Linked DNA regions of Homo sapiens: region 2 is linked to region 1. A link is an interaction called in ENCODE POLR2A ChIA-PET data of the cell type or tissue named here. Cell type or tissue: PC-9. All regions are shown on one strand. Links, peaks and the distances in the headings refer to the core of each region. The heading gives the core; the rest is flanking DNA.

What was found. Peaks named below come from ENCODE experiments on the same cell type or tissue, not always from the same donor. Only the 100,000 strongest peaks of a DNase experiment are listed, where the experiment ranks them.
Region 2: POLR2A ChIA-PET joins it to region 1 with 6 read pairs; 15 of 35 experiments call an interaction of 5 or more read pairs at or near these places.

What each region holds. Positions count from the first base shown.
Region 1 is chr6:73,582,186-73,593,885 of GRCh38, reverse strand. SLC17A5 (solute carrier family 17 member 5) reads left to right here. Exons shown (of 11, transcript NM_012434.5): 11 at 1-507. Among named protein-coding and RNA genes, the nearest start is that of EEF1A1-AS1, 64 kb to the right of the region's middle. RefSeq lists an enhancer at 11,602-11,700. In PC-9, for the core only: no CTCF peak of the experiment used is centred there; a DNase peak (open chromatin) is centred at 8,165; H3K4me3 peaks cover 1,476 bases; H3K27ac peaks cover 3,692 bases.
Region 2 is chr6:73,632,492-73,642,989 of GRCh38, reverse strand. SLC17A5 (solute carrier family 17 member 5) reads left to right here. Exons shown (of 11, transcript NM_012434.5): 3 at 1,066-1,299; 4 at 4,491-4,578; 5 at 6,283-6,369; 6 at 7,490-7,608. Among named protein-coding and RNA genes, the nearest start is that of SLC17A5, 16 kb to the left of the region's middle. RefSeq lists enhancers at 53-222, 552-721, 960-1,129, 2,524-2,693, 5,900-6,069. In PC-9, for the core only: no CTCF peak of the experiment used is centred there; DNase peaks (open chromatin) are centred at 3,349 and 6,519; H3K27ac peaks cover 3,693 bases.

The DNA.
Region 1 (11,700 bases), core at 3,701-11,700:
GTTTTGTCGCCCAGGCTGGTTTTGAACTCCTGGCTTCAAGCGATCCTCCTGTCTCGGCCTCACAAAGTGTTGAGACTACAGGCATGAGCCACTGTGCCCAGCCTGTTCTATGTTTTTAAGCTACACGAGAATTTTTTTTTTAATTAATTCTCACTGTTTGTTCAGTCTGTCTTCATCTAAGTTTGTGTTGCAGTTTAAAGTTAAAGTGACTTTTAAAGGCCACATCACCTGAGACTAGGGTAATCATCTTTACTTCTGGTTCCTGAAATCATATTTTTCCAGTGGACCATCCTCCAGTGGCTGTGGTTGTTGAGCATGCTTTCAGAACACCTATGTGGCTTAAAACTTAGTTTATGTTTTGTGTTCAACACTACGTGTAATATTTTAAAACTGTTTAATGTGATGTGAATACATTTATGTACATTTATTTTTAAATTTGTAAATAGCTTTAAATTGCTATGGCAATGTTTCTTTTATAAATCATCAAAATAAACCTTTGTGAATTGATTTTTGGATCTGACAGTTCTGTGATGTTTCCTAGTGTCCACAGTGACTCTTTGACATCTTTTCTGCATCCTGCTCGAGCCATCGTCTTCTCTACACACATTTCTGCTACCACAAAGCCGAGGAACTTGGGCCTCCTAAGGGATACAGCATCAGAAATCTCTGTTGCCATCAACCTGCCCTTCCTAGCTCTGAATAGAGTCAGTCCTTCTTGCTATAGCATATGCCCACACTACACTGATTCTCTCTCTCCCACCTCCTCTAAGGACTTGCTTCAGTAATTCTTTTTTTAAATAATTGAGACAGGGTCTTGCTTTGTTGCCCAAGCTGAGCTCAAGCGATCCTCCTGCCTCAGCCTCCCAAGTAGCTGGCACTACACAGCATGTGCTATCACGCCCAGTTAGGAGCTCCTCTTTCATTTACTTCTTCAGTCTCTCCCCTTATTCTTTTCCTTCTATCTCAGAGATACACACGTCTTCTCTAGTCCTTAAATAAAAATACAGAAGTCTCCTGGAGACATTAAATCACAAGTGTACAGAATATCTCTAAGATAATACTCAAGAAACTGGAAAACAGTGTGTGATTTTATAGATAGATATAGATACAGATATAGATTTTCATCCATGGTTCGAGGCTCATAACTCCCGTAGCTCTTGTTATGTTGAGCGCCTTTAGCCCTTAGAAGTAGCCTCAGGAAACAGAATCTTTCTGATCCTCTCCTCTCCTCCTTTCACCTGCTGCTTTTTCTCCCAAGGCAGGAATCTTCCCCCACCTTTCTGTCTTGGAACTGGTCATAAAGAAATTCTGTGGCTGGGGAGGTGGCTCACACCTGTAATCCCAGCACTTTGGGAGGCTGAGGCGGGCGGATCACAAGGTCAGGAGTTCGAGACCAGCCTGGACAATATGGTGAAACCCCGTCCCTACTAAAAATACAAAAATGAGCCAGGCGTGGTGGCGGGCGTCTGTAGTCCCAGCTACTCGGGAGGCTGAGGCAGGAGAATCACTTAAACCCGGGAGGTGAAGGTTACAGTGAGCCGAGATTGCACCACTGCACTCCAGCATGGGTGACAGAGTGAGACTCCGTCTCAAAAAAAAAAAAAAAAATTATGTGGCCTACCTTGTTGGACTGTAGGTCATAAGACCCCATGCCCACGTTTGAGAAGAGGTCCTCTCCATACCCTGGAGGAAGGAATGCTGCACAGAGAGGCCAAGAAGAATCTGGACAGGACTTGGTGGGTTTCCCTCTGAGTCTATTAGTGTTAGATCACACCCTTTCTGTCCAATCACATTTCTACATGGTTGTTAATCATGACTATCCAATGAAGTCTCCATAAAAGGCCTAATAAGACAGGGTTTGGGGAGGCTACTGATAGCTGAACACATGGAGGTTCCTGGAGGGTGGCACGCCCAGAGAGGGCATGGAAGTTCCTCATCCCTTTCCCCAGACATTGCCCTGTGCATCTCTTCATCTGTGTCCTTTGTAATATCCTTTATAGTAAATGATAAACATAAGTGTTTCCCTGAGTTCTTCGAACCACTCTAGCAAATCGATTGAACCAAAAGAGGCAGTTGTGAAAACCTCAACTTGAAGCCAGCAGGTCACAAGTTCCAGAACCCTAGACTTGGGACTGGTGTCTCCAGTGGTGGGCAATCCTGGGGACTGGGCCTTCAACCTGTGGAATCGGATGCTACCTCCAGGTAGACAGTGTCAGTACTGAATTGGGAGACACCCAGTCGGTGTCTGTTGCAGAACTGATTGCTTAGTTGGTGTGTGAGGAAAAACCCACACCCTTTTAATCACAGAAGTCTTCTGTGTTTATTGTTGAATGAGAGATAAGAAAAAAACACATTTGGGCCGGGCGCGGTGGCTCACGCCTGTAATCCCAGCACTTTGGGAGGCCGAGGCGGGTGGATCACGAGGTCAGGAGATCGAAACCATCCTGGCTAACATGGTGAAACCCCACCTCTACTGAAAATACAAAAAAATTAGCCAGGCATGGTGGCAGGTGCCTGTAGTCCCAGCTACTCCGGAGGCTGAGGCAGGAGAATGGCATGAAGCCGGGAGGCGGAGCTTGCAGTGCGCTGAGATCGCGCCACTGCACTCCAGCCTGAGCGACAGAGTGAGACTCCGTCTCAAAAAAGAAAAAGAAAAAGAAAAAAAACACATTTGGCCCGCCGTGGTGGCTCACGCCTGTAATCCCAGCACTTTGGAAGGCTGAGGCAGGCAGATCACCTGAGATCAGAAGTTCGAGACCAGCCTGACCAACATGGAGAAACCCTGTCTCTACTAAAAAATACAAAATTAGCCGGGCATGGTGGCACATGCCTGTAATCCCAGCTACACGGGAGGCTGAGGCAGGAGAATCGCTTGAACCCAGGAGGCAGAGGTTGCGGTGAGCCAAGATCACGCAATTGCACTCCAGCCTGGGCAACAAGAGCGAATCTCAGTCTCAAAAAAAACAAAAAAAAAAAAAACAAAAAAAAAAAAACACAGTTTGAGTAGATTTTTCCACAAACAACGGTTACCTCTATAGAGATAAAATCAGCAACTAGGGATAGGAAGGACAATTAATTTTCACTTTACCAAATGTGGCAGTATGACCTATTCAAATAAATATATTGTTTCATTTATTTATTTATTTTCAGACGGACACTTGCTCTGTTGCCCAGGCTGGAGTGCAGTGGCGCGATCTCTGCTCACTGCGACCTCCACCTCCCAGGTTCAGCGATTCCCCTGCCTCAGCCTCCTGAGTAGCTGGGACTAAAGGCATGCGCCACCATACCTGGCTAATTTTTGTATTTTTAGTAGAGATGGGGTTTCACCATGTTGGCCAGGCTGGTCTACGAACTCCTGACCTCGTGATTTGCCCGCCTCAGCCTCCCAAAGTGCTGGGATTGCCGTGCCTGGCCAAATATATTGTTTTAAAAACAAAAGACCTGTTGCCCAAGCTGTTGTGTAATCACCGCTAGGTTTTCTTTTTTTTTTTTTTTTTGAGACGGAGTCTCGCTCTGTCGCGCAGGCTGGAGTGCAGTGGCGCGATCTCAGCTCACTGCAAGCTCTGCCTCCCAGGTTCACGCCATTCTCCTGCCTCAGCCTCCCGAGTAGCTGGGACTACAGGCGCCCACCACCACGCTAGGCTAATTTTTTGTATTTTTAGTAGAGACGGGGTTTCACTGTGTTAGCCAGGATGGTCTCGATCTCCTGACCTTGTGATCCGCCCACCTCGGCCTCCCAAAGTGCTGGGATTACAGGCGTGAGCCACCGTGCCTGGCACCGCTAGGTTTTCAACTACCTGCTGGACATCCCCAGCTGGCTATCCTTCCTTGCACCTGAGACTATTTAAATCCAACCTCACTCCCCCACCCCCATTCTAAATAAAACTGGCTGTTCCTGCCACCTTCATATTTCTCTTAAAAGTACATTTCCCCAGTCACTTAGGCTTGGCCCAAAGTCATTTCTGTTCCTCCTCCCTAGCCTCCCACCAAACCCCCTACTCTGTGCCAAAACAACCACCTGCCGACCGGGCACGGTGGCTCACACCTGTAATCCCAGCACTTTGGGAGGCCAAGGCGGGTGGATTGCCTGAGGTCAAGAGTTCCAGACCAGCCTGGCTAACGTGGTGAAACACCTTCTCTACTAAAAATACAAAAAAATTAGCCGGGCATGGTGGCACCCGCCTTCAGTCCTACAAAATACAAAAAATTAGCTGGACATGGTGGTGCAGACCTGTAGTTCCCAGCTACTCGGGAGGCTGAGGCAGGAGAATCTCTTCCACCCGGGAGATGGAGGTTGCAGTAAGCCGAGATCGCACCACTGCCCTCCAGCCTGGGCGACAGAAGGGGACCCCGTCAAAAAACAAAAACAAAAAAAAAAAACACCTGGCTCTTCCATTTCAGTTTTTTCATGTCTCTGGAATTTTTTGTTTGTTTTGAAACAGAGTATCACTCTGTCACCCAGGCTGGGGGGCGTGGCATGATCACAGCTCACTGCAGCCTCTACCCCACAGGCTCAAGAGATCCTCCCACTTCAGCCTCCAGACTAGCTGGTACTAAAGGTCTGCACCACCATGCCCAGCTAATTTTTGTATTTTGTAGAGATGGGGTTTCACTATGTTGTCCAGTCTAGTCTCCTGGGTTCAAGTGATCCTCCCGCCTCAGCCTTTCAAAGTGCCGGGATTACAGGTGTAAGCCACCATGTCCGGCCTGGAATTTTTTTTTTCTTAATCCTTCTTCCAGGCCAGGCACAGTGCCTCACACCTGAAATCCCAGTACTTTGGAAGGTCAAGGTGGATAGATGGCTTGAGCCCGGGAGTTTGAGACCAGCTTGGGCAACATGGTGAAACCTGGTCTCTACAAAAAATACAAAAAATTGGCCGGGCATGGTGGTGCATACCTGTAGCCCCAGTTATTCAGGAGGCTGAGTTGAGAGAATCACTTGAGCCCAGGAGATCGAGGCTGCAGTGAGCTGAGATCTCACTGCACTCCAGACTGAGTGACAGAGCGAGAGTCTTTCTCAAAAAAAAAAACAACAAAAAAAAAACCCACTCTCATCTCCTAAGTAAGAGTCTAGTGGCTTTTGTTTACACCTAGAGTAGAAAAGTTAAGTGGTATCACTGCCTTTAGTCTTGCCCTCTTCTATCCCAGCTTCCCACCAGTGTTGAGTTCATTGTCCCAATACAACTAATCTCTCTGATTAAGGTGCTCCCCTATGGTGAGCCCCATGGCTTCCCTGGGCCTACCCAGTAAACTCTCCCACCCAGCAGCTGTGCCCTCCTCACCCTTAGGTTCAGCCTACCCTACCCTTATCTTATGGTGGGAGCCATGCCTTGTTGCAGCGATCTGGCTGCTTCACTTCCCCATGCCTTCTCTCCATCTTCCCTTTCCTCTTCATACCTTTATTAATTTCCTTCCCTGGGTCTGGAAGGTCTCTCCTCAACCTTGCCACCTCCTTCATGACCCCTAATTTCTTCCACCCTCCCTGATCTAGATGTGGTGTCTCCCTTTAACCTACTAAAGTGCCACATTATTTATTTATTTTGGGGTTTCCCTTTATTTTAAACTCAAGGATTTAGGCTCAATTATGTGGAAGAGAGAATTTCTTCATTCATTCAGCGAATACTAAGTATCTACCCTTTGCTAGGCAACAAGGATACAAAGATGCATCTGACACAGCCCTTTCCCTCCCTGGAGCTCCTTCTGACTCCTTGACTCCTTGATCCCCTTCCTCCTTTTTTTTTTTTTTGGAGACAGAGTCTTGCTCTGTTGCCCAGGCTGTAGTGCAGTGGTATAATCTCCACTCACTGCAACCTCTGCCTCCCAGGTTCAAGAAATTCTCCTGCCTCAGCCTCCCGAATAGCTGGGACCACAGGTCCATGCCGCCACATCCAGCTAATTTTTTGTATTTTTAGTAGAGACTAAAATACTAAATTTTTAGTAGAGCCTGTTGCCCAGGCTGGCCTCGAACCCCTGAGCTCAGGCAATCCGCCAGCCTCAGCCTCCCGTGAGCCACTGCACCCGGCCCTCTTTCTTTATAATACTTAATGAACACATGTCTGTGTCTGTCCCAGGAATAGATTCATCACAAACATCTTGAAGGCAGGGTTCATTCCATTCATCTCAGCATGGTCTCACTCATAACAACATGTGCTTAGTTCACTTAGGATGCTTATTAAATAACAACCCTTTAGTTAAATAGACTAAAAATTGATATTTTTGACCAGGCACAAAGGCTCACACCTGTTATCCCAACACTTTATGAGGCTGAGGGCAGGAGGATTGCTTGAGCCCAGGAATTCAATACCAGACTGCACAACAAGGCAAGACCCCATCTCTACAAAAAATTTTCTAAAAACTTAGCCAGGTGTGCTGGCACAGACCTGTGGTCCCAGCTACTCAGGAGGCTGAGGTGGGAGGATCACTTGAGCCCAGGAGGTTGAGGCCACAGTGAGCCATGTTCACACCAAGCCACTCCAGCCTGGGCAACAGAGCAAGACCCTGTCTCAAAAAATAATAAATAAATACATAATTTTTTTTTTGAGATGGAGTTTCGCTTTTGTTGCCCATACTGGAGTGCAGTGGCACGATCTTGGCTCACTGCAACCTCCACCTCCCGGGTTCAAGAGATTCTCCTGCTTCAGCTTCCCAAATAGCTGGGATTACAGGTGCCTGCCACCATGCCCGGCTACTTTTTGTATTTTTAGTTGAGACGAGGCTTACCATGTTGGCCAGGCTGGTCTCGAACTCCTGACCTCATGTGATCCGCCCACAAAGGCCTCCCAAAGTGCTGGGATTACAGGCGTGAGCCACAGCACCTGGCCAATAAATAGAAATTTTTGATCTCATATATTGTTTTTTTCATATGTTTTCTGCTGACCCAAAAAATTAAATAAATGTGCCGACTGCTTTTCAATTTTTTTTTTCAATAAGGCTCCAGGTCAACAGTAGTGCAAGCTTTTAATGAATAAATATGCTAACATCAAAATAAGTTATAAATGGTAATTATTAGCAAATAGTTTTGAAAGTATTTGAGAGTAGCTTAGTTTTGTATATGCAAAATACTTCTCCCAGTTATTCAACAAGTATTTACTGAGCATCCACTATGTACCAGGCATTGCTTTTTGCACGACGACATGGAAGTGGAAAAAAAAAAAGAAATAAGCCAAGTCCCTTTTCTCCTGCAGCTCACATTTTTATTTATCAAGCGTTTTTGTTTATAAGCTCCAGCCTTCAAAACCTCTCATGTAAAAGCATTATTATCCACCCAACAAGCAAATCCAATGGGGAAGAAGCGTGCCAACTGACCTTGAGAGTCCAGTTTATGAAAGAACTTGAGACAAACGCTGAAGACAGCAGTTTGTATTAGCCATGGTAATGTCTTTCTTACTTCAGCCTTTGTTTCGTTTTCAGGAAATCAGAAATAGAGATATCTGAGTTTAGACTTTGTTGCAGAGTAGATTATCTTATCTCCCCTCTGGATGTTCAAAATAAAATTCCCCCAAATATTGGGACCAAAGCTATCACAAAAACAAAACAAACAAACAAAAAAGCCAGCCATGGTGGTGCATGCCTGTGGTCTCAGCTACTCAGGAGGTTGAGGTGGGAGGATAGCTTGAGCCCAAGTGGTCAAGGCTTCAGTGAGCCAAGATCATACCACTGCCCTCCAGCCTGGGTGACAGAGCCAGACGCTGTCTCACAAAAAAGAAAAGAGAGAGAGAGAAATTCCCCCAAACAGAAAAAGACTGATGTAACATTTAAATGTGAAGGCAGGAAGACCACTATAGGAAATGGCCTGGTTCCTCTCAGTAAAAGCATGTTACTGCCTCAGAAGAAGAGACATGGGGTAAATGTTTAATTTCAGTTAAAGAATAAATTATCTTTCTCATAGACATGTAAATTAAGATGGATCACAAAGCCTTTTCAGATGCCTCTGCCTTTTAGAGCAACCATAAGCAGAAAAGCCAATTATAAAAGTTTTTACTCTCAAAGGATAATATAGAAAATTATTTCTAGGAGCTGTGCAAAGGAAAGCTGTGAGCATAAGCAATACTGAAAAGAAATGAAATGTAAGGAATTTTCTGCCCCCTTTTCTTATGTGCCTGGAGGAGGAAGAACACTAGTAATTTTCCAAGTGCCTGTTTACTTTCACTTTATCTTGATGTTGGGGGAGGCGGAAACTTAGAAGTGTTACATCACTGCCAGTCCTGTGCTTGAGTGAGAAGCCACTTTTGCCCAACTGAGCTAAAAAACTATTGAAACTATCAGTTTCCTCATACACATTCTCAGTCCATAATCGTCTAGACTTTGGTAGAGGGGTAGGATTATACATATATATTGTATTAAATCTTTTTCTTAAGCACTCTCACTGTCAGAAACAACTGAAATACGCTAACATGTCCAACAGTGTTATCACCTCTCCGATCAAGTGTGCATCCTGGTCCCAATCATGCTTTAGAGCACTACAAATAGCCCCTTGTGTTAAGCACGTTTTATAGCCTTCACTCTACAGTCTGAAACTTGAACTTTCCCCAGAAGTTTTGTTGATATTAAAAGTGATCTGGAAAGGATAAAGAGTCTGATCTTTTTAATGCTTAAGAATTGTTTTGGGCTGGGCATGGTGGCTCATGCTTATAGTCCCAGCACTTTGGGAGACCAAGGCGGGAGAATCATTAAGATCAGGAGTTTGAGATCAGCCAGACCAACATAGTGAAACCCCGTCTCTACTAAAAATACAAAAATTAGCTGGGCATGGTGGCGTGAGCCTGTAGTCCTAGCTACTCAGGAGGCTGAGGCAGGAGAATCACTTGAACTCGGGAGGTGGAGGTTGCAGGGAGCCGAGATGATACCACCGTATTCCAGCCTGGGCAATAGAGCAAGACTCCATCTCAGAAAAAAAAAAAAAAAAAAAAAAGAACTGTTTTGTATGAAGTAATGAATGCTGTTAGAGGAAATTCAAGTCTGTATATTGAATAAATCACCCATATAAGATCTAATTTTTTTTTTTTTTTGAGACAGAGTCTTGCTCTGTCACCCAGGCTGGAATGCAGTGGCACGATCTCAGCTCACTGCAACCTTGGCCTCCTGGGTTCAAGCAATTCTCTGCCTCAGCCTCCCCAATATCTGGGATTACAGGCGCCCACCACCATACCTTGCTAATTTTTTTGTATTTTTATTTATTTATTTATTTTTCTTTTTTTTGAGACAGAGTCTTGCTCTGTTGCCCAGGCTGGAGTGCAGTGGTGCCATCTCGGCTCACTGCAAGCTCCGTCTCCCGGGTTCATGCCATTCTCCTGCCTCAGCCTCCCGAGTAGCTGGGACTACAGGTGCCCACCACCACGCCTGGCTAATTTTTTTGTATTTTTAGTAGAGACGGGGTTTCACCGTGTTAGCCAGGATGGTCTCGATCTCCTGACCTCGTAATCCACCCGCCTCGGCCTCCCAAAGTGCTGGGATTACAGGCGTAAGCCACCGAGCCCAGCCTGTATTTTTAGTAGAGACCGGGTTTCACCATCTTGGCCAGGTTATTCTTCAACTCCTGAACTCATGATCCATCCACCTCGGCCTCTCAAAGTGCTGGGATTACAGACGTGAGCCACTGCGCCCGGCCTACAATATCTATTATAATGCACTTCTCTCTTTTTTTTTTTTTTTTTAACACTAAGAAGATATTTCAGGCTGGGTGTGGTGGCTCCCATCTGTAACATCTGCAATCCTAGCATTTTGGGAGGCTGACACTTAAGCCTCGGAGTTCAAGACCAGCCTGGGCAACATAGTGAGACCCTCTCCTCTATAAAACAATAAAATAAAACAAAGAAAAGAAAGAAAAAATGTGTAAAGAAAAAAAAAAAAAAGAAGGCCAGACACAGTGGCTCACGCCTGTAATCCCAGCACTTAGGGAGGCCAAGGCAGGTGGATCACCTGAGGTCAGGAGTTCGAACCCAGCCTGGCCAACATGGTGAAACCCTGTCTCTACTAAAAATACAAAAATTAGCCGGGCGTAGTGGTGGGCGCCTGTAATCCCAGCTACTAGGGAGGCTGAGTCAGGAGAATTGCTTGAACCCGGGAGACGGAGGTTGCAGTGAGCCGAGGTGGCGCCACTGCACTCCAGCCTGGGCTACAAGAACAAAACTCCGTCTCAAAAAATAAAAAAGAAAAGGAAAGGAAAGGAGAAAAGAAATGCACACTAAACTATAATGAAATATTACTTTAGATCCATCAGATTGGCAAAAATTAGAAAATATGGCTGGGCATGGTGGCTCACGCCTGTAATCCAGCACTTTGGAAGGCCGAGGCAGGCGATCACCTGAGGTCAGGAGCTCGAGACTCAGCCTGGCCAATACGGCAAAACCTGTCTCTACTAAAAATACCAGAAAAAAAAAAAAAAAGCTGGGTGTAGTGGTGGTCGCCTGTAATCCCAGCTACTAGGGAGGCTGAGGCAGGTGAATCGCTTGAACCCAGGAGGCGGAGGTTGCAGTAAGCCAGTATCACGCCATTGCACTCCAGCCTGGGCAACAGGAGCGAAATTCCATCTAAAAAAAAAAATTATAAAACCTGATGCTAAGTGTTGGCAAAGGATGTGGGAAGACAAAAATTCTTGTCCACAAAGGGAGTGAGTGTGGGATATAAACTGGCAAACCCATTCCAGAAAGCAAAATGTTTGTATTTGAATTAAATAAAAATGTGTCCTTTGGCCCTGTATATATGCCCCACATCTGGGTATATGTCCCAGAGTGATTTGCTGAAGTCCCTAAGAAAGCGTATACTCCACACTGTTTATTGTGACAGAGTTGGAGGCAACCCAGGTGTCCATGATTAGGGAAATATAAGTTAAATCTGGTGGATGTTTATTATGGAATAATATAATTCAGGACCATATAGAGACCTCAAAAATGTTGAGTAGGCCAGGCGCGGTGGCTCAGGCCTGAAATCCCAGCACTTTGGGAGGCCGAGGCAGGCAGATCACCTGAGGTCAGGAGTTTGAAACCAGCCTGGCCAAGATGGTGAAACCCGGTCTCTACTAAAAATACAAAATTAGCGAGGCGTGGTGGCACATGCCTGTAATCCCAGCTACTCGGGAGGCTGCGACGGGAGAATCACTTGAACCCAGGAGGTGGAGGTTGCAGTGAGCTGAGATTGCACCACTGCACTCTAGCCTGGGCAACACAGCAAGACTCCATCTCATAAATAAATAAATAAAATAAAAGTGTACAAGTCAGCTGGGCATGATGGAGTGCACCTGTAGGGCTCAGCTACTCAGGAGGCTGTAGAGGGAAGATTACTTGAGCCTAGGAAACATAGCAAGACCCCATCTCTTTTTTAAAAAAGTGTACAATTTAGTGATTTTTTAGTATATTCAGGGTTGTGCAACTATTAAATGTCTAATTACAGAACACGTCATCACCCTGTAAAGAAACCTCATATCCATTCACAGTCACTCTTCATTCCCTCTCTTTTCCCAGTACCAGTCAACCACTAACCTACTTTCCGTCTCTACAGATATGACTATTCTGGACATTTCTTATAGAATATGTGATCTGTTATGACTGGCTTATTTCTCTTAGCCTGTTTTCTAGGTTCATCCTCTGGTAGCATGTATCTGTATTTCATTCCTTTTTTATTGCCAAATAATATTCCATTGAATGGATATATTATTATTTATTTGTTTTTTCATTAGTTGATGTTTCTATTTTTTGGCAGTTA
Region 2 (10,498 bases), core at 2,499-10,498, 50 kb before region 1:
TAATGTTGCTGAGTAACATTTGGGTACACATCACTCACTTTCTCCACTCCAACCTGTGACCTTCAGGGACAATACTGCTGGAATGTACATGAAATCCTAGAATTCCACAGATAAACTGCAAATTGGTACCCTAAATAAGGAAAAGTAAGAGTTTGCTTTGTGTCTTTTTCTTTGCAAAGTGCTTTTGTTGACCCTGCTACTTATCTTCATCTGCCTTATATCAGCAGTAGAAAGAAATCCCGGAATGGTTCTTGACATGTTGGCTTTGTTATACAGCTACACTGCATTAAAAATGTCAGATACTCAGATCAGTCACTAAATCTTCATTAGTACCTTGCTGTGTGCTGTTACTAATGAAAACACAGGTTCTATTCACATGAAGTTTGTGGCTTGATTTAAATTCTTGCTCTTTGGAATTGTTCCATGTGCTTGTTTAAGTGCTTCGTCTGAAATGGGGAGATATTATTAATATCTACATTTATGCATGTTAATAGCCAGCACTAAGTGAACACTAACTGTACATCAAGCCTTATTTTATGTGCCTATTTCATTTCCTCTTCCCAGATCACACATTCGGTAAGTAATAGAGCTAGGATTAAAACCAAGCCTGGTTCCCAAAGCCTAGCTCAGCCACTACAGTTTTCTGCTTAATAGCTTTCTGGATTAAGCCTGTGACTCTTTTTTTGGGAGGGGGAGGCAGGGCCGGGGGGGCGGCAGCCTCCCGAGCCATAGTAGGCTCAGAGATACCCAAGCCTTTTTTGTGATTCTTTTGTGAGCCTTCTTGGTCATAGTTATTATAAAGCTTCTGGCAGCTCATCCTGCAGTCTAGTTTTATAAAATTGCAAGCCTTCTTGAAGTTTACGACTGTCAGTTCTTTTTCATTCACTTCTAAATACTGTATATCTATATTGTTATGACTCACCCACCTACTAGAAAGTTTGCATGTTCTTCAGTCCAAAATAGTGGTTCAAAATCTCATTTATATGTACTTACATGCCAGTAAGAGAAAAGAGCTGCTCTGTGAAGGTCTTAAAGGATTGTTTTATTCTTTTCTGATTTTTGTAGGGTAAGAAGTACCAATGGGATGCAGAAACTCAAGGATGGATTCTCGGTTCCTTTTTTTATGGCTACATCATCACACAGATTCCTGGAGGATATGTTGCCAGCAAAATAGGGGGGAAAATGCTGCTAGGATTTGGGATCCTTGGCACTGCTGTCCTCACCCTGTTCACTCCCATTGCTGCAGATTTAGGAGTTGGACCACTCATTGTACTCAGAGCACTAGAAGGACTAGGAGAGGTAATTTTCTTTTCTCTCTTGTTTTACTTCTTACCGTGTGTCTCCTTCTCTTCTTCTTAAAGATGTCATTCTTTGGTATGAATATGAACCAAAAAATAACGTTGGATGATAACAGGGGTTTATTTTTTAGAGAAAGGACTAACTAGAAAATTACCTGAATAGATTTTGTTTGTGGTAAATGAGGTCTCTAGTAGGAGCACCCCGAAATTGGAACCTTTACTCAAAAACCAGAGAAAACTTTTTTCCAAAAGAGACTTCATAGCTCATACTTTAGGAGAGAAGAAAATAAACCATTAATAAATGGTTAAGATAGTCCGGGCGTGGTGGCTCATGCCTGTAATCCCAGCATTTTGGGAGGCCAAGGTAGGTGGATCACTTGAGGTTAGGAGTTTGAGACCAGCCTGGCCAACAGGTGAAACCCCATCTCTACTAAAAATACAAAAATTAGCCGGGCATGGTGGTGCACACCTGTAATTGCAGCTACTCGGGAGGATGAAGTGGGAGAACTGCTTGAACCCGGGAGGCAGAGGTTGCAGTGAGCCAAGATCGCGCCACTGCACTCCAGCCTGGACGACAGCAAGTCTCCATCTCAAAAGAAAAAAAAATGGTTAAGATTGACCATCCTTACCTCTTGTGCTCTTGCCACCGTTAAACTCTGCTCTATCATTGATGCCCAAGTCTGAAGCACATTTTACACAATAGACTGTTGAGTTGCATTTAATTTCTTTTTTATCGCTTATTCTTTTATTTTTTCTGGTCTTGTAACTTAGAGACAAATATTTTATGATTTTATATAACTATCTCAATTTAGTTCTATGATTCTGCTCTTTTTAGAAGTATTATTGATTTTTGCCTCTTTTATTTCCCTCCTCTTAATAGTTTTATCATTTTTTAAAATTTTGATTCTTGTCTTTCTTTTCCTTCCCACTTTTCTTTTGTATTTCATCATGTGTACCCCCATACTTAATAATTTTCACTTTTCCTTTATAACTTCGAACTTCTACCTCTGAAATCCAGGGAATGGTGTATTTTGCTCTCTTGCATTTCTTTAATTCAAGCAAGATAATGGCCACTGGGCTTGGTGTAGAGGATGAAGATTATTTTAAGTAGCAGTGTATCATGCTGTTGGAATGAACACTGGACCAGAGTTTGAATAATAGCTCTATTGTATCTAACAGTGAAACCTTAGGTAAGCTCTAATCTCTAGATCTCAGTCCCATCATTTTTTAAACTGGGACTAAAATACCTTCCCTGTTTTCAGTCACAGATTAGATATAAAATTCATATGTGATAAGGATTGCTAGAATACTTTGGAAATTGCCAGGTACTATTAAAAGATTTTTCATTCATCTGAATGTTTTTATTTTGTTCTTATCAGTAGAGGTCCATTAAGTAAACCCTTCCTGATCACAAAATTAAAATTACTCCTCTATTACCAGGTTCCTGTTCTTCTTGACAAAGTAAAATATACTTAAATCTAGCATATTTTCTCTGATCCTAGTATTCAATCTCCTTGCTGAATGTATTCCCATATTTTACTTCCAGTTTATGCCACTAATTTAACATTACGGCATATTGATCATATTACCACTGTTATCTCAGGTGACATTTTATTTATTCATTTATTTATTTTTTTCTAGTCTTTGAGACGGAGTCTCACTCTGTTGCCCAGGCTGGAGTGCAGTGGCATGATCTCGGCTCACTGCAACCTCCGCTTCCTGAGTTCAAGCAATTCTCCTTCCTCAGCCTCCCAAGTAGGTGGGATTACAGGCATGCGCCACCATGCCTGGCTAATTTTTGTATATTTAGTAGAGGCGGGGTTTCACCATGTTGGCCAGGCTGGTCTCGAACTTCTGGCATCAAGTGATCCACCTGCCTCCGCCTCCCAAAGTGCTGGGATTACAGGCATGAGCCACCGTGTCCAGCCAACAACTAAATAGAATTTAAGTTGTATTTATACTCAGGTTCTCTCGTCCTTCTTCATCCCTTCAATATGTATCACAGGTGCATTTCCTCATTCATAAAGGACACTTAGATTACTATCTTGCATTCCTACCATCTGATTCACCATAAATATACCTACATTGTCCCTAGGTTTTATAATAAAGTTTTCTACAACATAATCTCTGTGGGCATTTCCAAACATCTCAAGTTTTCTTCTATAATGACTCATCCTGTGGATGCTCCATCATATAGATTCTTATTGATTTGCAATGTACCTAAATCATCTTTGCCTTCCATTGGTATTACTTTTTTTTAATTCCTTTTGTTTTTGTTTTTGAAAGAGTCAGCGGAAAGTACAAAGTATTAAAACATTTATTCTTCTCTCCACTAATAATAGCACTAGTTACCATTTATCTTTACAACAATTATGCAACCGCCTTGAAGTTCAGGGAGGTTAACTAATCTTTCTGAAGTGACACAGAGAGTGTCCAAGGAGAGCCGTTCTCTCTCACTGTCCTGTGGTATCTCCTCATTTACCCAGTCTCTATGAAACTCCCTGTTTCCACATCCTGTTAGCTCTCCGTGTCAGTAATTGGCATCTACTAGGCTTGTTATCACAGGAAAAAAAAGAAGAAAGGCTGTAAACATGCTAATTGAATTCATCCTTTTTTTAATAGGACTGTTTTTCTGGTTGATTGTCAGCTTGAATTTTTTTTCAGTATCCCAAAATATTAGCTCAGTATTTTTTAAAGTTATAAGTTAGTAATATTCCCTTTCATTCAGGTGATTAATAAAGTGAATGAGTAAAATTAACCTTGAGCAAGATCCCTTTATGTCCTCACTCAGTACAATTATTTTAGATTTATTGTAACCCTTATCTTGTTGTCTTAAAACCAGTTCCAAAATCCATGAATCTTTGGGGAGTTTTACTTTTTTTTTTTAAGAGATGGTGTCTCACTACGTTACCCAGGCTGATCTCGAACTCCTGGGCTCAAGCAATCCTCCTGCCTTGGCCTCCCAAAGTGCTGGGATTACAGGCATGAGCCACCACACCCAGCCTCAAATTCTGAAAGTACTTCATTATAAGATATTTTCACTTAACACTGTAAAAATTTCTCATTTCATGGAACCTGATTCGTTTGATTCTTATCCAGAAAATGCTTTTGTAGCAAAATACTTAACTTACTTTAAAGCATTAACAAAACTACCTTACATTTCATCAGAAATATCATGTTCCCTTCTCTCAGGGTGTTACATTTCCAGCCATGCATGCCATGTGGTCTTCTTGGGCTCCCCCTCTTGAAAGAAGCAAACTTCTTAGCATTTCATATGCAGGTGAGATAACAATTACCAAATTTTGCTGTAATATGTTATGTATATATCAACCTTTGGGAAAAAGGGCCTGCATACCAGAACGATGCAATGTTGGATTGGATGCCCCTTTGGGGAGAACATTAAGTTTCGGTAGTATAACTTTATTACCAATTTTTCTCTTTGGCTCAACAACTTATAGTAATGCAGCTTAATTGACTAATGTCATTTTCCCCATCTGCCATCATCTATTTCAAAGTATGTTGTGTTTTCAGATATTGGTATAGAGATGCTATTTTTTTTCTTTTTCTGTTTACTTTTTTGGGGGTTTTAAATTTTATTTTTGTTTGTTTAGAGATGCTATTTAAAAAAAAGAAAAAAAAAGGCCAGTAGCTAGAAAATTGAGTGTTTTTGTCCTTAAATTGTGATTTCTGTTTTGATTAACTAATGAATGTATCATGATTCTCAACCCCTCTCTTCATGCATCTTTTTTCTATTGCATCTTTATTTGCCATCATTTTGATCTACAGGTGAGATAACATGAGTTTTATATATGTGAATTATAATTTTATCAGATTGCATAAGAAATTCTAGCCTTTCTTTCATTGACTAAATTAAAATTTTTCCACCGGACTGCTTTTTAAATACAGTAGTTGAGAAAAGGCCTCTCTGTGGTACTTTTAAGCTAAAATCTGAAGGATAAGAACAAACCATTCATGCAGGGAGAAGAGCATTTCAGCCAATCAGAACAGCATGTACGAGGGCACTCAGGCAAGAAATAACATAAGGGTTAAAAGAAGTGGAAAACTACCTTGGATGGCTAGAACTCAGTGAGTAAGGAGGATGATGGCATAAGATGAGGTTAGAGAAAGAGATAAGAGCCGGGTTATATCAGGTCTTACAGGCTACAGGAAAAAATGTAGATTGTTTTTTAAGAGGCATGATTCAATTACATTTTAAGAAGATTATTCTTGCAGCTATGTTGAGATTGACATGAGAAATCTGATGATAGGTTCAAGAACAGGTACTATCTAAGGTTCCCTTTTACCTATTGAATAAATCCCAAACTCCTTGAACTAGGGGCAAGATTCTTTACAGTCTTCACTACTTTGTTGCAGCTAGCCTTATATCTCTGGCAGATAGTGCCTAGCATGGAGTAGGTACTCAGTAACTGTTCAACTGTCCAACCTATTTTTCCAGCTTTATCTGCTTTTCCTTTCCTTTACCCAAATGAAGTTCCCAAGCCTACTCTCTGCTTTACTACTTCCATTCCTTTGCTTGTCCTGTTATACTACCTCTATATCTTTTTTCTAATCTTGTTTCTATGGGACCACATTTTAGCCTTTTTTTTTTTTTTGAGCCAGGGTCTCACTCCAGGCTGGAAGGCAGTGGCACAATCGCCCCTCACTGCAGCCTCAACAGCTGAAGCGATCGTCCCACCTCAACCTCCCAAGTAGCTAAGTAGCTGGTACTACAGGCGTGCATCACCACCATACCCAGATAATTTTTGTATTTTTAGTACAGATAGGAGTTTGCCATATTGCCCAGGCTGGTCTCAAACTCCTAGGCTCAGGTGATCCACCCACATCAGCCTCCCAAAGTGCAGGGATTACAGGAATGAGCCACTGTGCCCAGCCTGTTACCCATCCTCTGTAAGCAGTAGACTTGTCTGTCCTATCCTTGTTTCTCTCTCCAAAGTTTATAAAATAGTCTTATGTGTTGTTCTAGGAGCACAGCTTGGGACAGTAATTTCTCTTCCTCTTTCTGGAATAATTTGCTACTATATGAATTGGACTTATGTCTTCTACTTTTTTGGTAAGTTTAAAATTTTAACTAAATTATAATGTAACAAATTCAAAATGTAATAATAGTAGCCTAATAATGTTTTAAAAATATATCTTCCAAATCACTGAACCACAGTTCTGAAACACTTCCTGATAACCTGTTTTTCAAGTTGGTATGATTTACTTGACCTATTTGAGTTACGAGCTGATGTTAGTTTTGGAATATTTCTCAGTAGAAATGACTGTTGATCCTGTACTTAAATAGTACATTTGCTATCAAAAAATCACTATCTTAGGTATTTTGAATTTCTTCTCAAGCAAAGTAGGATGTTCTCACTTGGTAGTTTTAATGTTTTTTTTTTTTTTTTCTTTTTACTTAGTCCCAAGGCATTTTATTGCTCAATTTCCTTGGCAGCATGATACACATTTTTAATAAATTAGATTTTCACATAGACATGTCATGCAAGAAATATATCTGCAATCAAAATTTAAAACTCAACTAACAAAAACAGACACCTTTGGAAATATGTAGATTGTGGAAATGTATCTTCAAAAAGATTTGTCTGGTAGACCCTGATAGGCAAAGTCATGTGGTTAAAAGTTGTTTTCTTCTGGCTGGGTGCAGTGGCTCACACCTGTAATCCCAGCACTTTGGGAGGCCGAGGCGGGTGGATCACGAGGTCAGGAGTTCAAGACCAGCCTGGCCAACATGGTGGAACCCCATCTCTACTCAAAATACAAAAATTAGCCAGGCGTGGTGGCACGTGCCTGTAGTCCCAGCTACTCAGGAGGCTGAGACAGTAGAGTTGCTTGAACCCAGCAGGCGGAGGTTGCAGTGAGCCGAGATCACGTCACTGCACTCCAGCCTGTGAGACAGAGCAAGACTCTATCTCAAAAAAAAAAAAAAAAGTTGTTTTCTTCAAAATGTATAAGCAATAATACAGTTATAGCAATTATCCCATTAAAGAATTGAGAGAAACTTGAAATTGAATCCAAACTGAAGTCAGTTTTACATTGAATTTATAGTTACATAATTTTTTCAAGACATGTAAAAATTGTTGTTGGTGCTTTCTAATTTTGTGTTTTTGTTTTGTTTTGTTTGTTATTTGGTACATTCTAATTTTATCTAACTATTATTTTTCTATTTTAAGGTACTATTGGAATATTTTGGTTTCTTTTGTGGATCTGGTTAGTTAGTGACACACCACAAAAACACAAGAGAATTTCCCATTATGAAAAGGAATACATTCTTTCATCATTAAGAAATCAGGTATGGACTTTGACACATTTTAAAAATAATGTCAGAAACTTTTTTTCTTCAGAATTAAGATATCAGTTTTTAAAAATATATATTCCTATTGTGCATGCTCTAGACAAAGTAGAATAGGCAAATGAAATGAACATCCAAAGTATTGTCTGGCTGGGTGCAGTGGCTCACACTTGTAATCCCAGTCCTTTGGGGAGGTCTAGGTGGGAGGATCATTTGAGGTCAGGAGACTAGCCTAGTCAACATAGTGAGACCCTTTCTCTACAAAACATTTAAAATATTTAAAAAAAAATTTTAAATACATAAATATGAACAAAGTATTGTCTGAAGAATTTCAGTTCTTTCATTTTTTATAGAAAGTATAGTTTTATAAACTATAAAAAATATTTTTAAGTCATTTTAAAACCTTTTAGTGTAGTGATTATCAAATGAGTCTTAAGTTTGTTTTTTCCACTTGATTAGTAGAAAATAAAATGTGTTATTCATGAAAGGATTCTCATTCTGACCATTAGTTGTTAGAAAACCAACTAGTGTGTTTATACAGTTGTACATCCCAAATCTGAAAATTCTAAATCCAAAATACTCTGAAATCCAAAAGTTTTTGAGAACCCACATGATGCTCAAAGGAAATGCTCATTGGAGCATTTCAGAGTTCAGATTTTTGGATTTTAAGATTTAGGATGCTTGGCCAGCCTGATGGCTCACTCCTGTAATCCCAGCACTTTGGGAGGCTGAGGCAGGCGGATCGCCTGAGGTCAGGAGTTCGAGATCAGCCCGGCCAACATGACAAAACCCCATCTCTGCTAAAAATACAAAAATTAGCTGGGCATGGTGGCACACACCTGTAGTCCCAGCTACTCGGGAGGCTGAGACAGGAGAATTCCTTGAACCCAGGAGGCAGAGGTTGCAGTGAGCTGAGATCGTGCCACTGCACTCCAGCCTGGGTGACAGAGCAAGACTCCATCTCGAAAAGAAAAACAAGATTTAGGATGCTTAATTGGGAAGGTACGTGATACAAATATTCTAAAATCCAGAATCCAAAACACTTCTGGTTCCAAGCATTTCAGACAAGGGATATTGGACCTGTATCTATATTTTAAATGAGTGTCATTAAAGAAAGAGAACAGCACATTTATTATGATATAATATTATAATATGATATACATCTGTTTGCTCTTCTAGAGTAGGTCTTTAGAAAAAAGTTTATATCTTATTAAAACCAGATTTCAATCACTTAATCGAGCACAAAGGCAAATCACAAATAAAAATCTATAATAATTCAATATACTAAATTCTCAAACCATGGAAACAAAATGTTTGCCTTTTGAGTAGAATAAAAGAAGAACATAAAAACATTAGGAAAGATTAAAATATACACAGTTTGTTTTCAGCATTCTTGTTGGCTTCAAAGTCACTTTATTAGTTTAAGAACATAAAATATTTAAGACTTTTCCTATTAAATTGTCATGATTGATATTTTATTTTATTTTATTTATTTTTTTTTTTAGACGGAGTTTCGCTCTCTCACCCAGGCTGGAGTGTAGTGGCACAATCTCAGCTCACTGCAACCTCTATCTCCCTGGTTCAAGCAATTCTCCTGCCTCAGCCTCCTGAGTTGCTGGGATTACAGGTGCATGCCACCACTCCCAGCTAATTTTTTGTATTTTTAGTAGAGACGGGATTTCACCTTATTGGCCAGGCTGGTCTCGAACTCCTGGCCTCAAGCGATCCTCCCACCTTGGCCTCCCAAAGTGCTGGGATTACAGGCATGAACCACTGTGCCTAGCCCAAGATTGATATTTTAAATATTTATATACAATATAACCAGGCAGTAAAATTAAAAACTTAGTCTTGGCTGGGCATGGTGATTTACGCCTGTAATCCCAGCACTTTGGGAGGCTAAGGCAGGCAGTTTTCTTGAGCCCTGGAGTTCAAGACCAGCCTGGACAACATAGCGAGACCCCATCTCTAAAAAGAAGGAAAAATGTACTCTTTAACATTTCTTTTTAAGTTTTTTATTTTGCTATAAATGTCTCTACAAGCAGCTGAACTTTAAGAATTATGACCTGTCTTGATCTTTGCCAAAGATTGGCAAAAACTTAGAAACAGAAGAAATCAGCACTGTAATAAAGTTTTAACCAGGTGGAGAGCTCATATCCAAGGTTACTTGGGTCTGAGTCTTCCCAGCAAAAAAAAAAAAAAAAAAAATTAATACAAGTAAAAAAGAAAGTTTTAGCTGGGTATGGTGGCACACAAGTGCAGTTCCAGCTCCTCAGGAGGCTGAGGCAAGGGGACTGCTTAAGTCCAGCAGGTCAAGGTTGCAGTGAACTATGATCAGCCATTGCACTCCAACCTGGGCAACAGAGCAAGACCATGTCTCAAATAAATAAGTTAAGTTACTTTGAAAGTTTAGAGTCCTACCTGATGTTAATTGAGTTACCCACTTTTTTCCCCTTAAGGAACAGGTAAAAAAAATTTAACACATTATAAACAGATGTTGCCATGTAAAACTTGATATGTTTTGTCATTTTCTCAACATTGATGGGTAACAGCTTGCTTTCTCCAATATTTCATTTTTATCATGATCTTCCAGAACTGATAAAACTTTTGAGTTTGTTTAAATTTTTTAAAAAGCTTTCCCTTGGCCAGGGGTGGTGGCTCGCATCTGTAATCCCAACACTTAGGGAGGCCAAGATGGAAGGATTGCTTGGGCCCAGGAATTGAGACCAGCCTGGGCAACATGACGAGACCTCATCTCTACAAAAAATTTAAAAATTAGCCAAGCATGAGGTTATGCACTTGTAGTCCCAGCTACTCGGCTGGCTGCAGCAGGAGGATTGAGTGAGCCTGGGAAGTCAACGGTATAGTAAGCTGTGTTTGTGCCACTGCACTC